2 separate regions of the Homo sapiens genome follow, and region 2 is linked to region 1. Evidence: read pairs that join two places in POLR2A ChIA-PET (ENCODE). Cell type or tissue: PC-9. All regions are shown on one strand. Each heading gives the region's core, and the rest is flanking DNA. Links, peaks and the distances in the headings are about the cores only.

The links. ChIA-PET counts read pairs that join two places held together with the same protein. Peaks named below come from ENCODE experiments on the same cell type or tissue, not always from the same donor. Only the 100,000 strongest peaks of a DNase experiment are listed, where the experiment ranks them.
Region 2: POLR2A ChIA-PET joins it to region 1 with 17 read pairs; 2 of 35 experiments call an interaction of 5 or more read pairs at or near these places.

What each region holds. Positions count from the first base shown.
Region 1 is chr6:144,463,933-144,474,699 of GRCh38, reverse strand. It overlaps UTRN (utrophin), which reads right to left. Exons shown (of 75, transcript NM_007124.3): 24 at 867-980; 25 at 1-96. Among named protein-coding and RNA genes, the nearest start is that of SNORA98, 64 kb to the right of the region's middle. RefSeq lists enhancers at 496-1,695, 4,392-5,068. In PC-9, for the core only: no CTCF peak of the experiment used is centred there; no DNase peak of the experiment used is centred there.
Region 2 is chr6:143,890,898-143,901,664 of GRCh38, reverse strand. ZC2HC1B (zinc finger C2HC-type containing 1B) reads right to left here. Exons shown (of 8, transcript NM_001013623.3): 5 at 2,974-3,113. Among named protein-coding and RNA genes, the nearest start is that of ZC2HC1B, 32 kb to the right of the region's middle. In PC-9, for the core only: no CTCF peak of the experiment used is centred there; a DNase peak (open chromatin) is centred at 4,964; H3K4me3 peaks cover 593 bases; H3K27ac peaks cover 1,410 bases.

The DNA of each region.
Region 1 (10,767 bases), core at 1,309-9,308:
TTTTATTCCAGCAACTGGACCACTTCGAAGATTAGTCTCTATTTCCTTCATGTTTTTCAGAGATGATTCAATTGTTTCTATTTCATTAACAAATGCCTAAACACATAAAAGATGCATGTTGAGTTCATTACTATATAAGTGGATGCCATAATTATAGTTTGTCTGCTTATCTCCCTGCAAATATTACACAAGCAGACTGCTTAAGAGTCAGTACTTCTAACTACTTAAGAAATATTGTGCCTTAAGAAACTCATTTCACCTGGGTGCTTGATATAGCCATCTGCCAAATTAGACTGGAAATACTTGACTCTCAGAAGGGAATAGCCTTTTAATTAATGTAGAGAAGCCTGATGATTTCACCAAATATAAACTGCATGCACTATTACTAGCAAATTCATTTCTTGTTTTTTGTTTTTTTAACACTTTAAGTTCTAGGGTACACGTGCACAACATGGAGTCATTGTATATTGCTTTTCTTGTGCCACATGGTGAGGATTTAAGAAAAACATACTTAAATGAATTTGATGAACAGACACTTCTCAAATTCATTTGTTAAATATGTTTTTCTTAAATCCTCACCATGTGGCACAAGAAATGCAATATACAATGACTCCTAATGAACCAAAATTGTTCTTGTTCTCTATTCTATAACCTCTCAAAATTCTATAACCACGTCCAGAAATAAAAACTTGAAGAATCTGTCATTCTTTTATTAGCTATAAAGTCATAAAAGCTTTATGATGAAAGATATTTTATCTAGATGTAATGCTATGCTATATTCTCACAATTTTAATAATAGCAGCAAATAACATAGAAAAAGAACAAAATGTTATTTATGACAAGTTCCCCAGATCAGCAGAACTCACAGAGCACTGGTCTAACTGCCTCTGTAGACCTGCGTCGTCTCCTTGGGCAGCCTGCTGTTTCATTAAGAAGTCTTTCACGCCATCCATCCACTTCTCAATGACTGTTGAATCGGCCTAATCGAACATGATAACAGAGGGGGATATTACTTCGTGACGTTCAGCCTACTACATCTCAAGATCTACCGCCACTGGAACAAAGGAACTTTTTAAAGCTCCGATAGCATCGCTTTCATTTATGTTATTTCTTTTTCTAAACCTTCCAAATTTGAAAATGATTATTTTCTTCATTCTTGACTAAAATCCTCAAGAGATGACAGGTTAGTAACCACTCTAAAAATTTCCAAACGCTAGCTCTTTTTGCTTAAATGCAAGCAATAGTTATGATTTAAAATGCAAATTACAGGGAAAAAATGCATTTCTAGGTTTTATCAGCTATAAAATATTTTGCTCTGATATAATTTAGAACAATTTTTCTCTAAAGTTAGTAACTCAGAGCAGGAATAAACAAATAGCACGGTAGAGGGAATACAATAGATGGTTCTCATTTCTGCTTTTGGATGCCTTTTTATCTGAGAACTCAAGACAGTCCCCGTTCAGCTCCAATATTTCATCCAACATTTATTAAGCACCTACTATATATATAAAATCCAGCTACTGTGTATGGCGATAGGGGTTCAAAGACAAATGTGAAAGCAAACATTTTGCAAAGAGAAAGAGACTTTAGAGAGAAGGTAACATTGGAACCAGGCCTTAAAGAATGCAAATAAGGGCCAGGTACGGTGGCTCACGCTTGTAATCCCAGCACTTTAGGAGGCCCAGGCTACGGATCACGAGGTCAAGAGATCAAGACCATCCTGGCCAACAAGGTGAAACCCCGTCTCTATTAAAAATACAAAAATTAGCTGGGGGCGTGGTGGGGCACCTGTAGTCCCAGCTACTCGGGGTGGCTTAGGCAGGAGAATAGCTTGAAACTGGGAAGCAGAGGTTGCAGTGAGCCAAGATGGCACCACTACACTCCAGCCTGGCGACAGAGCAAGACTCTGTCTCAAAAAAAAAAAAAAAATGCAAGTAAGTAGATGCAATTTTAGCTTTTGAGCTCCAATACCAAAATCATTGTCATTTCTTTCCATAGGTGGGCAACTGCCATGTTTTTCTCTGGTCTTCTACTGATTACATGTTCCCAATTCCTTCCATGATGTCTGTAGGACATGATATTTAGGTATTGCTCACTACTCTGATCAACACGCTCTGGAAACTACATCAATTTTTAATGTCCTTAAAATATGCCACCCAGAACCAACTATTCTGATCCTTATAATGTTTGAATTGATCACAAAGATCTAACTAGTTTATATAAGGTTATCAGAGATTATCTCAAATACTTTGGTGAAATCAAGACTTGCCAAGAATGTTCATTTGTGAGCATTATTTGAACTAAATGAGAGAGCATCTTCAAATGTGAGATGTTATCACTCTGTGTATCTAATAATCTAGGCTTCCTCCTCCAAAAAAAAAAAAAAAGAAAAGAAAGTAGTACTTAAAGGAAATGAGTCTGGGCAAGGCCTATTATTGGTATCCATGTTGATTCCTGGTGACCACGACATTCTTTCCTAAGCACATATAAGATCTCTAGTCGGTTATTTATCTTACAGTTTGGCTAGGAACTGACATCAAACTTACTTTATATCTTCTGCTTCTAAAAACTAATGTTTCCTCTTAATTAGGACATTCCTCCATCTCCATTTTTCTGGTAATTTCTCACAAGATTATGACGTAAATGACCCTGAGATCAAGGGTAAAAATCCCACTTGGGATGTAGATTTATGCATCTGGAGGAGCTCTGAGTGGTTTTGCTTGTGGTCCTAAGTTCAGGCTCTAAAGCACTCTCAGTAATGACTATTCTATACTTTGTAGTTTTGAAGGCCATTCTCTGATGAAGATGGCAAGTAAAAAGTGCTTATCTAGCTAGGTTTCTCTGTGTCTTCCATTAATATTATACCATCCTGTCTAAGCACTTCTGCATCTCGTTTATTCTTGGCACAGCTTTGAAAGCCTTTCAGTTCCATTGCACACTTTCCCCAAGCTGCTTCCTCCTCTCTTCTCCAGCCTGTCTGACACTATTCCCACAGGTCCATGCTACCCTTATATATTTTCAGTTGGTTACAGGTCACTTCTGTGTTTGCTCCAGCATTTCAAGGTCTTAGCATAGAAGGCTTCTTGGGAAGACATGCTCAGGACGGGTAGAGTGGGGCATCCAAAAAAGACAGAAGTGCAAAAAGAGAGAAAGTGTGAATACATTCACAGAGTTCATAAAATGACTTTAAAAATTCTCCGTTTAACTTGTCACCACAGATTCTTGCACTGCTAATCTCCATTCTGCACTTTTAAAGAATGCATTACTGCTGTATAACTGGGAAATTCATTAACTCTAGTTTGAATAAGGAAAACTGATAGTCTCCTCAGCCAAAATTTTCAAAATTTATATGGAAGCATTATATTTCAAGGAAGTTTTAACCACAATTGGCTTTGACTTGAGTAAGTGGCCTTAACTACTCCAGTCACTGGCATATGAGGAAGTTTTATGGCCTCAACAGCCTTCCCTCCTCCCTCCTTCCCACCCTCTCTCTAATACACGCAGACCCATCAGGGCACATGCAATTCACATGTATCTGTTCCTTCTCTCCCTCTGACATGAGAAAAAAAGAAAGAGAAAAGAAACAGATCCCTCTCCCTCTCCCTCTCCCCCTCCCCCTCCCTCGCCCCCTCCCCCTCCCTCTCCCCCTCCCTCTCCCCCTCCCTCGTCTCCCTCTCCCCTTTGCACGGTCTCCCTCTGATGCCGAGCCAAGGCTGGACTGTCCTGCCGCCATCTCGGCTCAATGCAACCTCCCTGCCTGATTCTCCTGCCTCAGCCTGCCGAGTGCCTGGGATCGCAGGTGCGCGCCGCCACGCCTGACTGGTTTTTGTATTTTTTGGTGGAGACGGGGTTTCGCCGTGTTGGCCGGGCTGGTCTCCAGTTCCTGACCGAGAGTGATCTGCCAGCCTCGGCCTCCCGAGGTACCGGGATTGCAGACGGAGTCTCACTCACTCAGTGCTCAATGTTGCCCAGGCTGGAGTGCAGTGGCGTGATCTCGGCTCGCTACAACCTCCACCTCCCAGCCGCCTGCTTTGGCCTCCCAAAGTGCCGAGATTGCAGCCTCTGCCCGGCCGCCACCCCGTCTAAGAAGTGAGGAGCGTCTCTGCCCGGCCGCCCAGTCTGGGAAGTGAGGAGCGCCTCTTCCCGGCCGTCATCCTGTCTAGGAAGTGAGGAGCATCTCTGCCTGGCCGCCCATCATCTGGGATGTGGGGAGCGTCTCTGCCCCGCCGCCCTATCTGGGATGTGAGGAGCGCCTCTGCCCGGCCGCGACCCCGTCTGGGAACTGAGGAGCCCCTCCGCCCAGCAGCCACCCCATCTGGTAAGTGAGGAGCCCCTCCGCCCGGCAGCCACCCCATCTGGGAAGTGAGGAGCGTCTCCGCCCGGCAGCCGCCCCGTCTGGGAGGTGGGGGGCGCCTCTGCCCGGCCACCCCATCTGGGAAGTGGGGAACCCCTCTGCCCGGCCGCCACCCCGTCTGGGAGGTGTACCCAACAGCTCATTGAGAACGGGCCATGATGACGATGGCAGTTTTGTGGAATAGAAGGGGGGGAAGTGTGGGGAAAAGAAGGAGAGATCGGATTGTTGCTGTGTTTGTGTGGAAGGAAGTGGACATAGGAGACTCCATTTTGTTCTGTACTAAGAAAAATTATTCTGCCTTGGGATGCTGTTGGTCTATAACCTTGCCCCCAACCCCGTGCTCTCTGGAACATGTGCTGTGTCCACTAAGGGTTAAATGGATTAAGGGCGGTGCAAGATGTGCTTTGTTAAACAGATGCTTGAAGGCAGCATGCTCGTTAAGAGTCATCACCACTCCCTAATCTCAAGTACCCAGGGACACAAACACTGCGGAAGGCGGCAGGGCCCTCTGCCTAGGAAAACCAGAGACCTTTGTTCACATGTTTATCTGCTGACCTTCCCTCCACTATTGTCCTATGACCCTGCCAAATCCCCCTCTCCGAGAAACACCCAAAAATGATCAATAAATACTAAAAAAAAAAAGGAAAGAAACAGACAGAGAAGCCATGTAGGCCAATGGATCATCCCAAAAGTGACAAAGGGAATAGAAGGGAACCTGTAAAGCCACACTATAATATTTTCACTACTAAAAATCCTGCATGTAATTCTAACCACACTGTGCTCTAAAAGAGACAGTGTGCCCATATAAAGAAATGCTGAGGTCTGACTACCAAGCTCAGCACCTGCCTAGCCATGGGGCCTTGAGAAACTAATTTTTCTTTGAGCCTTAATAACTCATTGTGAAACTGGAATCATAACAACTATCTTGTCTGGTTGTTCTGAAAAACAGAGACTCCCACATAGAAGAATGCACTAAATGGTAGCGATTATTATACTAAGATCTACAAAACCAACTGCTTTATTATGACCAAGATTGAGACCATAAAAGAGTTACCACATCCAAGTTTTGGTGTTTATGTCCCATCAGAGGCACCACAGGAATGAACAGCCAGGATGAGCATGTGTTTGCATAAGCATGGGTTTCACTTTTTTAATTGCTGCCAACATTAATGCTTGTTCTATCCTGTAACTGTTTCAAAGTAACTGTTTCAAATGGCTACTGCTTATATATCTGGCTAGACCTGGCCAAATACAGCTCATGGGAAGGAATTGGTACAGAAGGAAAGGCCCATCCTTTAGAAGTGCCTGGCAGCAGCAGATTCACTCGGCGTTTCCACCTCGTGGCACACCGCGCGGGAAGGGTTATCAAGTCCCAAAGATCAATGCTACCTACCACCTGTACCTGTATGGGTGAAGGCAGAAGACAGGGAGCTCTACTCTGCCTTCCACTCTCCCTATCTTATCTCCCCTTTCCCTGAGCAAAATATTGTCACAATCAACCTGTAGCAGATGTTTCCTGTGCTTTTCAAACATACCAAAAGTCTGCTCATCTTTAAGTCAATTCCACCACAACAAAGAGGTTGATTACAAAGATCGTCAAAGAGCTCACATGAAAATAGTGTTTCTCTGTCCATTTAAAAATTACTCAGCTGATGCACTTACAAGCTTCTAATCTACAATAATGACGATTTTTTTCTTCACCTCCATCTGCTTACAGAACACACGCATGCACACACACACACACACACACACATTTCTTTAAGGGACTTCAGTTCTTACAAACCAAAACGAAATATAAAAACTGTTAGTAAATTTCTAAAGCAAATGTCATTATTTCACATGCAAAAAAAAATAAACTAAGTACTAATCTGGGGCAGCCATTTCTCATACCTATTTTTACTCACAAATATTCAAATGAATATAAAATTACGAATACAGTATTTTTTGAAAATCAAAATATCAAATATTCTAGTATGGAAGGGTCAAAGTCTACATGGACCATCACTGCTCAAAAGCAATGATTTCTAAGCATTTCAGATGGGCAACAACCTGCTATGGGATCACGGACAAGGAACAGCAAGGTCATTAAAACAATTCCTCTGACCCTATCTCACCTCATTTCCCATCCCCCATCCTGTGACCTAAGGATGGAGGTAATTTAAAGCTTGGTAAATCTGGATTTAAGACAGTAAGATTGCAAGGTACACAACTACCTCTGGAGACTTGATTACAGCTAAATTCTTGGCATTTTCTTTTGCTCCTCCCCCATCTGTCGGAATGTCCACAGCTTTTTAAGACATAGACCAGAAAAAAAAAAAAATAGTGTGAAGCCAGAATTAAAACAGTAATTTAAGGCAGCCAGGTTCCTATTTTGTTTCACTTTATAATACTCAATAACCTCAAAAACACAACCTTGAAAATGTGCTCTCTCACTTAGTAGGGAAGACAAACAATGACACTGCTACTACACTTATTAAAAACTAATAAGGTTCTTAAATCTAAGGAAGGGAATATATGAATATTCCCTTCAGTAAAGTAAAATGTGTTCACAAATGAGAAAAAAAACTCAAACCCTTATGAGATAATTATATCAATTATATGTTACCTAAGAAGGGTTAAATCATCCGTACTAATATTACTCTTAGAAAGTATTGCATTTTTACCCTAAAATGCTTTCCAAAGTACTCTCAAAACCTGGTTCTGCCTGTTGGAGCTCCAGCACGCCCCCCTCCAGATTCCGGGTCAGAGCAAGTCCATTCATGTGTGCCTTTGACTGTTCAACAGTTGAAGGAAGAGGCATGACTACACAGGTGTCCTGCCACTTAGGATAACCAGGCTTTAGACTGTATAAATCCACTCTCACTAGAGAGGCCGGACACATCAATTACATTCACATCTGCTAACTTGCTCTATGCCTGACAGGGATCCAACCCTCAAAGAGCTCATGCCTCGTGGGAAGAGAGACACACATTTCTCACCATAATAAAAGACGGCCTGAGATGGGTCATTGTGAAGGTGTAAATGACACACAGTCGAATCACAGAGGAGGGAACGATTATCTAGCTATGGGTGTAGTGATGAGCTGGGCTGAAGACAGATGAGCAGACAGGAGGAGGAGGGATGTGAATTCCTAGCAAGTACATGACATTTTCAGAGAAAGGCAATAGTCTAGGATGGTCTTTGGTGACCCACCGTATTCTCCCCACCTGACTCAGCTCACAGTGGAGATGCAGGGAGGGCTTCAGGGCAAGAAAGGGACATTTTGTATTAATGGCACTTGGTATTAATTTGTATTAATGGTGAAGACAACCAGATCCTTTCAGAAGTACAACTCTGGTATTGGTGTGAAAGATGAATTCCAGAGAGAAGAGACAGGAAGTGGGAATCAGATTTAAAGGGTAATGAAATTTTCAGGGAAAGAGATTGCATGAGAGCCTGAACCCAGAAGGAAGGGCCTGGAGGAGGAGCCTGAAAAGGCAGGAGCGCTGGAAAATAGAAGACAGTTTTGTGTGTGCCTTGGGGACATCTTTCATTTCCCAGTTATACATAGGGCAGGAGCTCTTGAATAAGGAAAAGGAAGTACGTAATATGAAATACTTTGCAGCCCCTAAATCCAAAGATATTACTACTGGTGAGGAGAGATATATAAGCAGCCTCTTAGGATTTTATAATATGTTATCCCCATGATTCACATGAAAATCCAGTCAGTAAAATCAATAATGGAAAAAAGAAATACCCATTTCATGTATTTTCAAATGTTTTGTCACCTGGAAGGGGTATAGTAGTTTGTAAAAAGTAACAATGAATATTTTACCTCGTAAGTACAGGAATGGAGGTTATTGCTTTGGCATGGCACAAATAAAAAGAACTTAAGAATGTATTTGGGCATAACACAATGAATAAAAATATGTAGGTCCAATCTCAACATGCACAAAAGGAACCAGCTATGGAGACAAAGGAAATGCAGGCAAATGAGGAAAAACACTGCAATGCCAACAAATAACAGAAAACTGAAATTCGCACACAACTAACAGCCTCTTACAAATATTGAAGGATAGCAGAAAAAAGCAAGCACATGGCCATGAAAACACTTTCAAAGTTTAAATGTGCTGTATCAATGAAAGATGTTATTAAGTAGTGGGATTCACTTCCAAACTCTATCTGGACTATGGATTTAAATGTCCTTCACAGAGTTCCAATATCATTTCTTTCCACAGTGTGGGGGAAAATGATTGGAATTAGCAATATTTGTCAATTGTTCTTGTCTAACTTGTATGTACAAGGATCCACTGTTAATATTAGCTGCCCCCAGGAAAGAAAATGGTATTGGGGAAGAAAAGGAACTCTAAATGTTCACTGTAAGTATTTCTGTGGTATTCAATTTCTTCACAATGTGTAGGCTTCAAGTACTACTCATGTAATGAAAAATGCATTTTAAAAATAAACGAGTTAACTATTTTGTTCCTACAAAACATTATTATGAATTGGCATTGAATCTAAAACCTACTGTGCTTCATGCCTTAAAGACAAAAATAATTAAATGCCTAAAAAATCATATATCAGGTCATTGAAAAAGGGAAAACAATGATAATCTGCAAATAAATATTTATTATAATTATCTAATAATTTGAGGGTGTGGAATTTAAAGTTTTCCCAAGTAAATCATGAGTAGTTAAGTAACCAGCAATTCCTACAAAGCAAAAAAAAGGAGTTTTCTTTTGAATTTAAGATAAAACATGTATTTCAATGAAGAAGTTATACAATTAAGAAATATAGACACTGTATTCCTTAACCACAATCTTGCAGTTAGTACACAAGAAGCAAATAAAAAAAGTACTGGACATTACAAATCTGCTACTGTAACAACAAACACTTACATATCCAGACACACACCCTTGATGTTGGATATTTTTAATGGAAATAAATATTTCCAAGTGACCACTTTTAGTGCCTGGATTTGCTACATTAATAGCAACAACCCACCAAAGCTTAAAGCTGGATTACTATAACCACAGGACTCTTTTGTATTTTGGGAGAATATTTATTCTCTTTAAGCTCCATATTGAAATAGTAGCATACATTTAGCTAACCCTAAGATATACTTTTAAGAGTCAAAAGAAGACTAACTCTGAGGTTAATCTCCATTTATACTTTGGACTTAAATCTGAAAACAAAGGGATGATCTTTTGAAAAGATGGGGAATGTTTCATCTGGCATTGCTAAACTTTGGCACTAGTGACATTTGGAGCCAGATGATTATTTTGTTGTGAGGCTGTCCTGTACATGGTGGGATGTTTAGCTGCATCCCTGGCCTCTACCCACTGGAAGTCTTCTCCCACAGTTCTGACAACAGAAATGTTTCCAGAAATTAACAAGTATCCTCTGGAGGGTAAAATCACCCCGGTTGAGAATCACTGATAATACAATGCTGGGACCATAACCAAAAACTTTAGAATTATAGAAAAGGCCAATGCTCATTTTGAAAGCCGGGAACAATTGCAACTCATAATACACAACGAGAAGTGGGACCATCGCAAAGTAAAATGGGCCAGGCATGGTGGCTCATGTCTGTAATCCTAGCATTTTGGGAGGCCGAGGAGGGTGGATCACCTGAGGTCAGGAGTTTGAGACCAGCCTGGCCAACATGGTAAAACCTCATCTCTACTAAAAATAAAACCTTAGCCGGGCATAGTGGCATGTGCCTGTAGTCCCAGTTAATCAGGAGGCTGAGGCAGGAGAACTGCTTGAACCCGGGAGGCTGAAGTTGCAGTAAGCCAAGATTGCACCATGGCACTCCAGCCTGGGGCAACAGAGCAAGACTCCATCTCAAAAAAAAAAAAGTAAATGAGTCAAAAACACTAAGCCACACAAAACACATTTCTCTCCATAATTACTGGTTTATTTGAATGAGATCTCCATCTAGAACTGCACTTACACCTAGAGAAAAACTACCTCCTGTCACTACCATCACACACAGCTACCCACACACACACACAACCCCTCCATCTGTATCTTCTGCTGATCATTCATTGGAACTACCCATTAGTTCCTGAGTCAAAGAACGCCCCTCCAAATTCAGTGGTCCACTCAGAGAATCTGGCTGGATCCCTTCCACACTAATCTGTGAGGTCTTCCAGCTCCTCTTCTACCACGTGTTCTCTGACTTTGATTTTCAAAACATACATTTTCATTAATTTTTGTCTTCGCTTTCAATCTTTTCACTTTTTGGGGGCAATATTCCTTATGCAAATTTGCTTAGCATCTAAATCCAAATCTATATATATTTAGATCTAGATCCAAATATATGTAGATATAATATTTAGATGTAGATCCAAATATATGTAGATATATATATTGTATCTACATATATTTGGATCTACATCTAAATATATATAGATTCGGATTTAGATTCT
Region 2 (10,767 bases), core at 950-8,949, 570 kb after region 1:
CAAGGTACACATGATTAACCCCATTTTACAGATTAAAGTGAATCCCAAAGAATTTAAGTAACTCGGCCAAGTTTACCTAAATTATAGAATTAAAATTCAAACCCTGGCCGGGCACGGGGTCTCATGCCTGTAATCCCAGCACTTTGGGAGACCAAGGCAGGCAGATCACCTGAGGTCAGGAGTTCGAGACCAGCCTGGCCAACATGGTGAAACCTCGTCTCTACTAAAAATACAAAAGGTAGCCAGGCATGGTGGTGGGAGCCTGTAATCCAAGCTACTTGGAAGGCTGGGTCACAAGAATCGCTTGAACCCGGGAGGCGGAGGTTGCAGTGAGCCGAGATCACACCACTGCACTCCAGCCTGGGCAACAGAGTGAGACTCTGTCTCAAAAAAAAAAAAAAAAAAAAAAAAAAAGGAAGAAAGAAAGAAAGAAAGAAATTCAAACCCTGACTACTGACTGTAGAATCCTGGCTTTTTCTACATTGCACTTCTTTTCATGCTATCTCAGATGTCAAGACTGAATCTAGGCCGCGTGTGGTGGCTCATGCCTGTCATCCCAGCACTTTGGGAGGCTGAGGCAAGCGGATCACTTGAGGTCAGGGGTTTGTGACCAGCCTGGCCAACATGGTGAAACTCCATCTCTTCTGAACATACAAAAATTAGTCAGGCATGGTGGTGGGTGATTGTAATCCCAGCTACTTGGGAGGCTGAGGCCGGAGAATCGCTTGAACCCAGGAGGCGGAGGTTGCAGTGAGCCGAGATTGTGCCACTGCACTCAAGCCTGGGCAACAGAGTGAGACTCCATCTCAAAAACAAAAACAAAACAATCTATAAAACTGTATTTATTGTAACCACTGCCTCTCACCACCCATATGTCCTCCCTCCTGTGTTCTATTATCTACAGAGATTGTCTTCCTGTCTCTCCAGGCTCTGGAGCTGAAAACCTTATTGTCAACCCTGATTCCCTCTTTTATCCTATGTCTAATCATTTTCTCAGTCTCATCAATTATTTCTTAGATTCTCCCTCCCACACAACTCTATTAATCGTCCTATTCCAGGCCCTCATTCAAGGACCTGTTAATCAAGGACCTGTTAATCAAGGACCTGTCAATCAAGGACAGTCCTTGATTTTAGGGCATTTATTCAATCAATTCCTCTTTTCTTCCTCTCTCAACTGGCTTGAGTTAAAGCCCTTCTAGTTCTGGCTGCCTGTCTGCCTGTCTTGCCTGTCCCTGTACCTCTTTTTTCTTTTCTTTTTCTTTTTTTTTTTTTTTGAGACGGAGTTTTGCTCTTGTTGCCCAGGCTGGAGTGCAATGGCATGATCTTGGCTCACCACAACCTCTGCCTCCCCAGGTTCAAGCAATTCTCCTGCCTCAGCCTCACAAATAGCTGGGATTACAGGCATGTGACACCACACACGGCTGATTTTGTATTTTTAGTAGAGACGGGGTTTCTCCATGTTGGTCAGGCTGGTCTCAAACTCCCTACCTCAGGTGATCTGCCCACTTCAGCCCCCCAAAGTGCTGGGATTACAGGCGTGAGCCACCACACCCAGCACCCTGTACCTCTTTCGTAGGTACTCTATGCTTTCGCTCCCCAGATGGGTGCCTCAGGCCACAAGCTGGATGTTTTGTGCATAAAGCCCTTCCCAACCCCAACTCTAGGCTGGTGAACCCATTTTGATATTTAAGGGCAAAAAGTTTGCTTGCCTTTGAAGACTTCCAGGAATTGCAGTGACTTCTTCTTCCATAGCTCTCCTATATATGCCAACTGTACCAGCTCTAAGTCCCCCTCCATCTTTCAATGACAAATTCTTGATCAAACCAGTACCTAGCGCAGTTTCTGGTACATAGTTGATAGTCAATAACCTTCTAATGCTTAAGGGGATAGCGCTCAGGATCCACAGTCTGTGGGATCCGCTTTTGTTGGAAACGGTCCCACCCCATTACATACTGGATTTAACCAGAAGCTTTCTAAACAGGCTGTAGGGGCCAGGCACGATGCTCACACTTGTAGTTCTAGCACTTTGGGAGGCTGAAGAGGGCAGATTGCTTGGGCCCAGGAGTTTGAGACCAGCCTGAGCAACACAGTGAGACCCCATCTCTACTAAAAATACAAAAAATTAGCTGGGCGTGGTGCTATGCACCTGTAGTTCCAGCTACTCAGGAGGCCGAGGTGGGAGTATCACCTGCACCTGGGAGGTCAAAGCTGCAATGAGCCATGATTACACCATTGCACTCCAGCCTGGGCAACAGAGTGAGCCCCTGTCTCAAAAATAAATAAACAGTCTGTATACACTTAAAGTATCCAGACCAACTTTTCATGGCATCTAAGCCACGTCTATGAAACTAATAGTTTTTATGCTATATTGTAAGTATGTACCTGAGACCTTCGACTGTATGGTGCTGTTTGCTGGCTCCAGTTCTGTGGTTTATAAATCTACTGTCTTCCACTTCAGGTTGTTATTTTACTGATTTGCACCTAATGTTAACAGCTGCTTCCATTCATCCACATATCCCTTTAACTTGCTGATTCTGTGACTTTAAATAAAAGGTGAAGACCCCTCCTCTATAGAGCAAAACACATGACCTGTGGGGCAGTTGCCTTGGGACAGCCTGTCCCACTCAGGCAGTTTCACTTCAGGTTCGCAATTCTTTTCTGGGTGATTAAGGTTGATACTGTTGGATAAAGAGTTTTGCCATAATGCTATAGAAACACTATGTATTCAAGTCTTCACCCAAAGAAGCTTCAAATACTTTAGAAATATTTTTTTCTACAACACCCAAAGGTGCCTTAGCTGGAAAGCATTCTCCTGCAAAAGAAGTCAGCTCCCACAGGGGTGAGCAATCATGATCAGCTCTCTTCACGCTTACACTTCTTAGGATGGGTAACTGAGGTTCTCTAGGGAGTTCTACCGGCTCACCCCTAGGCATTCAAGGGCACAAGAGCCAACACCTGGGGAGAGATAGTTACCTGAGCTCTGGATGCCAATTTGGCTGCTGTCTGAGCTGGATTAAAGACTCGGCGAGAAGACTGATCCTTGCAGAAATTAGTATGTCGCTCAGCTGCGCTTTCATTAAACCTTCTCATACAATATGGACGTTGAATATAATCTGAATGTAAAGATAACAACAAATGGCAATTAGCACTTCAAAAACAACTATAGAATACTATAGAATTATAGAATGAACTACATGAAGTGAAATAAGGATATGATGGCTCATGCCAGTAATCCCAGCACTCTGTGAGGCTGAGGTGAGTGGACTGCTTGAGTCCAGGAGTTTGAGACCAGCCTGGGCAACACGGCAAAACCCCGTCCCTACAAAAAATTAGCCAGGTGTGGTGGTGTGTGCCTGTGGTTCCAGCCACTTGAGAGGATAGCTTGAGCCCAGAAGGTCAAGGCTGCAGTCAGCTGTGATCATGCCACAGCACTCCAGCCTGGGCAACAGAACAAGACCCTATTTCAAATAAGTAAATAAATAAATATGTAAGTAATGATATGAACTCTGCTCCAACATGAAAGAACAAGGTCCCAAACTCTGGTTTGAGACTATTCCAAAGGGCAAGACATGCAGGGCTCAACTAAAGGACATGGCATGGAAAAATGTCACAACCTGTGCATTCATTTCAATTGTCTGTCCTTGAAATGTTTAAGTGATGTACTTTTCCAGAAAAACAAAGAAAATTAATCTTAAGAACTTCTCAATGAAATGAATTATTTAGTAAATCCTGTGTAAAGAAAGTAGTTCTAGAATCACAGAATGTTAGTATTGATGGCACAGTAGGGCACAGAATATTCAAAAGCATAGGTTGTAGTGCTGGGTGGGTCTTAGAGAAGTTACAGAGTTACAGAGGGAGATGGGATGTTTCAAAATGTGGGTTTGGGAGATATGAATGGAAGTCAATGGGACTGTGTCACTGGCAGAAAGACATACTGCTTTTGCAGTGGCTAGATTTTTTTTTTCACTTAACTACTAAGTGAGCAGGCAATATATTCAGGAAGGAGATAGTAATAGGATAAAAGGTGAGGACTCAAAAAACAGAAAAGGGAAAGAAGGAGGGATGATAGGAAAGTTCACCGAAAACAGCTTCAGCTTCCAGAGATGCAATGGCCCAGGCAGCTCCTGTCGGCCCCAGGTTCTCTGTGGTTCTGTATAATATCTTTTTTTTCTTCTTTCATTTGCAATTAACAGACATAATTGGTTACGGAGAGAAATGAGAAGTGGGAAACAGGCAAGATCTTCTTAGAATGTGGAGCTGCTCATAGCAAAACTAGGTTGGCAACTACCCCTCTAAATCAAGCAGGGATTGGTGTTTGCTTTGTTTTGTTTCAGGCACCTTAAAGGGATAGCACACTAGATATCAGCAACATAAAATAATCCCACCGCCCCGACCCCAGGAAGGGTGTGAAACTGCATCAACCTCAAACTCAGTGTAGAACTTGTGTTAGTGTATAGTCAAAATTCCTACATGCGTGGATGGGTATTTCATGTAGTGATGTTAAGAATTTTTTGTAAGCCACCTTTTTAAGCAGTTTGGGGAGTTTCCTATTTGAACAAATCATTTCCTAAAATGTATATTCATAAGATGTAACAATTGTTAAGCACTTAGGAATTATCTGGTAGCCTTATCCTTTATTTCTTACTCCATCCAGAAGGCAGTACCTCATCATTAATTTAACACTGACTGAGCATCTACTTGGTGCCAGGTGCTGTCTTACACCTGGGGATGCAATGTCTCTGAAATCAAGGAGTAAGCATTCTAGCACAGAAACAAATAAATAAAAATTTCACACGGAGATAAATGCCTTGAAAAAAAATAGAACAGGACAGCATTGGGAAATGATAAAAAGCCCAGTGCTGGAGCTTGCCTGACTGGTTTTGAGCCTGAGTTCTTTACTTGCTATGTGTGTGAACTCGGGCAAGTTACCCAACCTCCTTAAGCTTCCATTTTCCCAGCACCTACATATCACCTGTTTCATCGGGTTGTTGTGAAAGTTAACTATGAAAATCCACATAAGGGCCTGGCACAGTGGGCGGGGTGGAACATACTAAATGTTTTGTAAATGCTAGCTATTGCTATAAGGAAACAGGTTCAGCAAGGTTGTGTTTCCAACTACCAAATAGAAGTGAAACTGCCTAGGAAAAAAGTACAATAGAAAGTGCCATTATCATTCAGAATTCATTTACAATGGTTTAGAAGAACCATCTAGAACATGGCTTTTAGCTTGGTGGTTATTTCTTCAATTTTGCCAGCTGGAAAGTGAAGTCTTACATAAGAAATGCTGCAACCATAAACCCTACTCACATTAGGCAAAGACAATGATCATGGCAATACTGAGTTGCTTCCTTAATCCCACTTGCTCATTCACTCACTGCCACCCTTCTGTGTTTGGTACTACATATCACCATGGAGACAGCAAAGTTGAAGTCTATTTCCCTGCCAATGAAAATCTCAGAGATGATTAGGCAAACAGACAATTACTGCTTGGTGGGATAAACTGTAGAAGAAGAGGCACTAGGGCCTCTGGGACCCTACAGAAGGAACATAAGGCCCCACCAGAGGGGCAGAGAGCAGGCAGGAGAGAGTCCTGTGGCTGAGCATTCAAGGTTGCTGATTTCTATTTATGTTGAACTTCACATATTTTGAGAATTGTTGTATTTTCTGCAACAATAATCTGAACCCAGCATAACTGAGCTACATGTTCTACACTCAGCTCAATCGGAGTCACCTCTCTTCCTCTATCAATAATGTTTTCATAAAATCACCATGTCCTATTTATTTCAATAGGTAATGATTTTAAAAGTCAGAGTCCAAATGAATTCTTTCGAGGAATATGGTGGCCAGATCTCAGAGAAAAGTGGAAAACCAAGCATTATTTTAAAATGCCAATATTGTGCTGTGTATCCGTGTCTATGTAGCTATGCAAAATGGTAACTGAATGTCCCAGGCCTCATAGAAAAATAACAATTATAAATATTCTATATCACTGTCCCCATAAACTGTCACAGTATCCTAGAAATTTAAATCATTGACAGACTTAGCTAAGTCACTAAAAAGTAGAATATAGGCATGTCTCAAAAACTGAATCATGAAAATAGGGAATCATGCTGAGGAAAAAAGGGAAATTACTGGCACATTCATGCATGTTAGGCCATGTTATATATAACTCTAGTTATATGTATATAAATTCTTTAGTACTGGCCGGGTGCAGTGGCTCATGCCTGTAATCCCAGCACTTTGGGAGGCCGAGGCATGTGCATTACCTGAGGTCAGGAGTTCAAGATCAGCCTGACCAATATGATGAAACCCCATCTCTACTAAAAATACAGAAATCAGCTGGGCGTGGTGGCGGGCGCCTGTAATCCCAGCTACTCAGGAGGCTGAAACAGGAGAATTGCTTGAACCTGGGAGGCGGAGTTTGCAGTGACCCGAGGTCCTGCCATTGCACTCCAGTCTGGGCAACAAGAGCAAAACTCTGTCTCAAAAACAACAACAACAACAAAAAACAAATAAATTCTCTAGAACTTAAGCCTGAGAATTCTGGGCTAATATAAAATCCTTGCACAAACAAAATCATCAAACCGTGGTGAAAATGTTGGGAGTGCATATAATCATTTGGTTTGTTGCATAAAATTATGTTAAGGACACAAGAAAGAAGTTAATTATAAAATTATGTGTTAGCATAGAAATACAAAGAAAAATAAATTGAACATTTGGTGAGGACTTACAAAAGGAATTTTTTTTAGAGAAACAATAATCCCCACATTTTAGATCCAAGTCACGGTTAGATCCAAGTTGGATCTAAAATGTGAGAGAAATTCACACAGCAGGACATCTGACATGGTTTCACTTATTCAATTAAAGAACCATAAGGTAGCCATCAACCCTGTAGTTTCTAATCTTAAAATGAATATATTTCTCATAAAAGATGTTTTTTGTTATATGAAACTTGTTGCCAAAGTACTTACATTATTACTAAAATCACAGCACAGATCTTTCTACTGAATATCTTAAGACAACACATTATTTCAAGATATATTTTCATTAGCACTCAATAAAAGGGAAGCAAATATGAGGATTATTTTCTGGTATAGAAGTTCAGATGACATATTTTTCAGATGATTTTATAGTATGACTACACTGTGGCTTTTTGTTTTTGCACTTTCTTAAATAGTCTTTTTGAGGAATAATTTACACACAACTAAATGCACCTATTTTACATGTACAGTTCAATGAGTTTTGACGAATGTATCCATTTTAACCACCTCAATTAAAATACAGAACATTTTCGTCACCCCAAAAAGTTCCCTCATGCCCCCTTTCAGTCAATATTTTGCAAAACCCAGTCTCAGGCAGCCAATTATCTATTTCCTATTACTATTCATAAGATTTCCCTGTCCTATAATTTCATATAATAGAACATCTATGTTGCTGCATGTATTTCCTCCTTATAGTTGAGTACTAGACCATTTTGTAAATATTCCACAATCTGTTTATCTATTCAATTGTTGATAGACATTTTCAGTTGTTTCCAGTTTACGCTATATGAATAAAGCTATGAACAATCATGTAAATCTTTTTTATGGACATGTTTTCATTTTTTGTATAAATATCAAGAAATGGAATTGCTTTATAGGCTAAGTGTATGTTTAACTTATTAAGAAAATACCAGTGCAGGCCGGGCGCGGTGGCTCACACCTGTAATCCCAACACTTTGGGAGGCTGAGGTGGGTGGATCACGAGGTCAGGAGATCAAGACCATCCTGGCTAACACGGTGAAATCCTGTCTCTACTGAAAATACAAAACATTAGCTGGGTGTGGTGGTGGGTGCCTGTAGTCCCAGCTACTTGGGAGGCTGAAGCAGGAGAATGGCGTGAACCTGGGAGGCGGAGCTTGCAGTGAGCCGAGATGGTGCCACTGCACTCCAGCCTGGGTGACAGAGCAAGACTCTGTCTCAAAAAGAAAAGAAAGAAAAGAAAATACCAGTGCAAAATGGTTGTACTGTTTTATACTTCTATCAGCAGTGTATGAGACTTCCAGTTGGTCCACATCATAGCAAACACTCATAGCGTCAGTCTTTTTCTTCTTTGTTTTTTGAGACAGTCTCACTCTGTCACCCAGGCTGGAGCGCATTAGCACAATCTCTGCTCACTGCAACCTCTGCCTCCAGGTTCAAATGATTTTCATGCCTCAGCCTCCCAAGTAGCTGGGATTACAGGAGTGAGCCACCATGCCTGGCTAATTTTTTTTGTATTTTTAGTAGAGACAGGGTTTTGCCATGTTGGCCGGGCTGGTCTCAAACTCCCGGCCTCAAGGGATCCGCCTACCTTGGCCTCCCAAAGTGCTGAGATTACAAGTGTTGTATTGTCAGAGTCTTTAATTTTAGCCACTGAAGTGGATGTGTAGTGGTATCTCATTATGGTTTTTAATTTGCATTTTCCTAATGAAAATGATGTTGAGTATCTTTTCGTGTGCTATTGGCTATTATTTTGTGATGTGTCTGTTCAAATAAATCTGTTTACCTTTTCTGATTGGGTTGTCTCCTTATTACTGAGTTTTAAGAGTTCTTTACATGTTCTTGATATGAGTTCTTTGTCAGATATACAAATTATGAATATTTTCTCCCAGTCTGTAACTTGCCTTTCCATTTTTTTTTTTCTTTATTCATCATTTCTTCAGACCAGATCCATTTTCTTAAGTCTTAAACTGAAATGTTTAATTTTGGTAAGGCTCAATTTACTAATTTCCTTTTTTTAAAAAAAAATTATTAGTGGATTTTGTGTCCTGCCTGGGAAATCTTTGTTGGCCTTTAGTTGTAACAATTATATTAGGTCAATGATCCTTTTTGAATGACTTTTTATATATGGTTGATATAGTTTAGATATTTGTCCTCTTCAAATCTCATGTTGAAATTTGATCTTCAGTGTCGGAGGCAGTCCTAGTGTGAGGTGTTTGGATCATGGGGGTGGATGTATTATGAACAAGCTTGGTACTGTCCTTTTGCTAAGGAGTAAGTTCTTGCTCTATTAGCTCCCATCATAACTTATTGTTAAGAAGAGCCTGGGCTGGGCGCAGTGGCTCACGCCTGTAATCCCAACACTTTGAGAGGCCGAGGCAGGCGGATTGCTTGAGTTCAGGAATTCAAGACCAGCCTGGGCAACATGGAGAAACCCCACCTCTACCAAAAATACAAAAAAATTAGCCAGGCACAGTGGCATACATCTGTGGTCCCAGCTACTCAGGAGGCTGAGGTGGGAGGATAGCTTGAGTGTGGGAGGCAGAGGTTGCAGTGAGCTGAGATCATGCCACTGCACTCCAGCCTGGGTGACATAGTGAGACTCCCTCTGAAAAAAAAAAAAAAAAGAGCCTGTCACTCCTCCTTCCCACCTCCTTCCCTTCCCTCTTGCTTTCTCTCTTGACATGTGATGCCTGCTCCCCTTCACCTTCCATCATGATTGGAGACTTCCTGAGATCCTCGAGAGAAGCAGATGCCAGTGCCATGCTTCTTGTACAACCTGCAGAACTGTGAGCCAAAAAACCCCCTTTTCTTTATAAATTACCCAGCCTCAGGTATTTCTTTATAGCAACACAAACAGATTAAGACAATGGTATAAGAATCAAGGTTCATTTTTCCATATGGATATCCAGTTGTTCTACCATCATTTGTTGATAAGACTAGCCTTTCACCCAGTGAATTACCTTGGCATCTTTTAAGAAAATCAATTACCCACAGATAGGGGGGTGTCTATATCTAGATTCTATTTTCTGTTAAATTGATACACCATACCAAGTTGTCATGATCACTGTACTGTTATAATAAGTCTTGACATCAGGTAATGTAAATACTCCAATTTTGTGCTTTTTAAAAACTATATTGCCTATTCCAGATCCTTTCCAGTTCCATAAAATCTTTGAATCAGCTAGTCAATTTCTTTTTTTTCTTTTTTCTTTCTTTTTTTTTTTTTTTGAGACAGAGTTTCGCTCTTGTCACCCAGACTGGAGTGCAGTGGTGCCATCTCTGCTCACTGCAACCTCTGCCTCCCGGATTCTCCTCCCTCAGTCTCCTGAGTAGCAGGGATTACAAATGCCCACCACCACATCCAGCTAATTTTTTGTGTTTTTAGTAGAGATGGGGTTTCACTGTGTTGACCAAGCTGGTCTCAAACTCTTGACCTCAAGTGATCCACCTGCCTCGGCCTCCCAAAGTGCTGGGATTATAGGTGTGAGCCACCACGCCTGGCCAGCTAGTCAATTTCTACTCAGCAAAAATAACTTCTAGGTATTTCTAGTGGAATTACATTGAATCCATAGGTTAATTTGGGTAGAATTGACATCATAACACAATCTTGAGTCTTCCAAACCAGAAAAATGGTAAATCTCATCATTTATTCTGGTCCTCTTTAATTTCTTGAAGGAATGCTATGAGATTTTCATTTTATAGGTTCTGCATATATTTTGTTAAATACACCCCTAAATATTTACTATTTTTATGTTATTATAAATTTATTAAATTTCTTTTTTTTTTTTTTTGAGATGGAGTCTTGCTCTGTCACCCAGGATAGACTGCAGTGGTGCGATCTCAGCTTACTGCAACCTCTGCCTCCTGGGTGCAAGTGATTCTCCTGCCTCAGCCTCCCGAGTAACTGGGATTACAGGTACCCACCACTGCACCCGGCTAATTTTTGTATTTTTTTTAGTAGAGACGGGGTTTCACCATCTTGGCCAGTCTGGTCTCGAACACCTGACCTCGTGATCCACCTGCC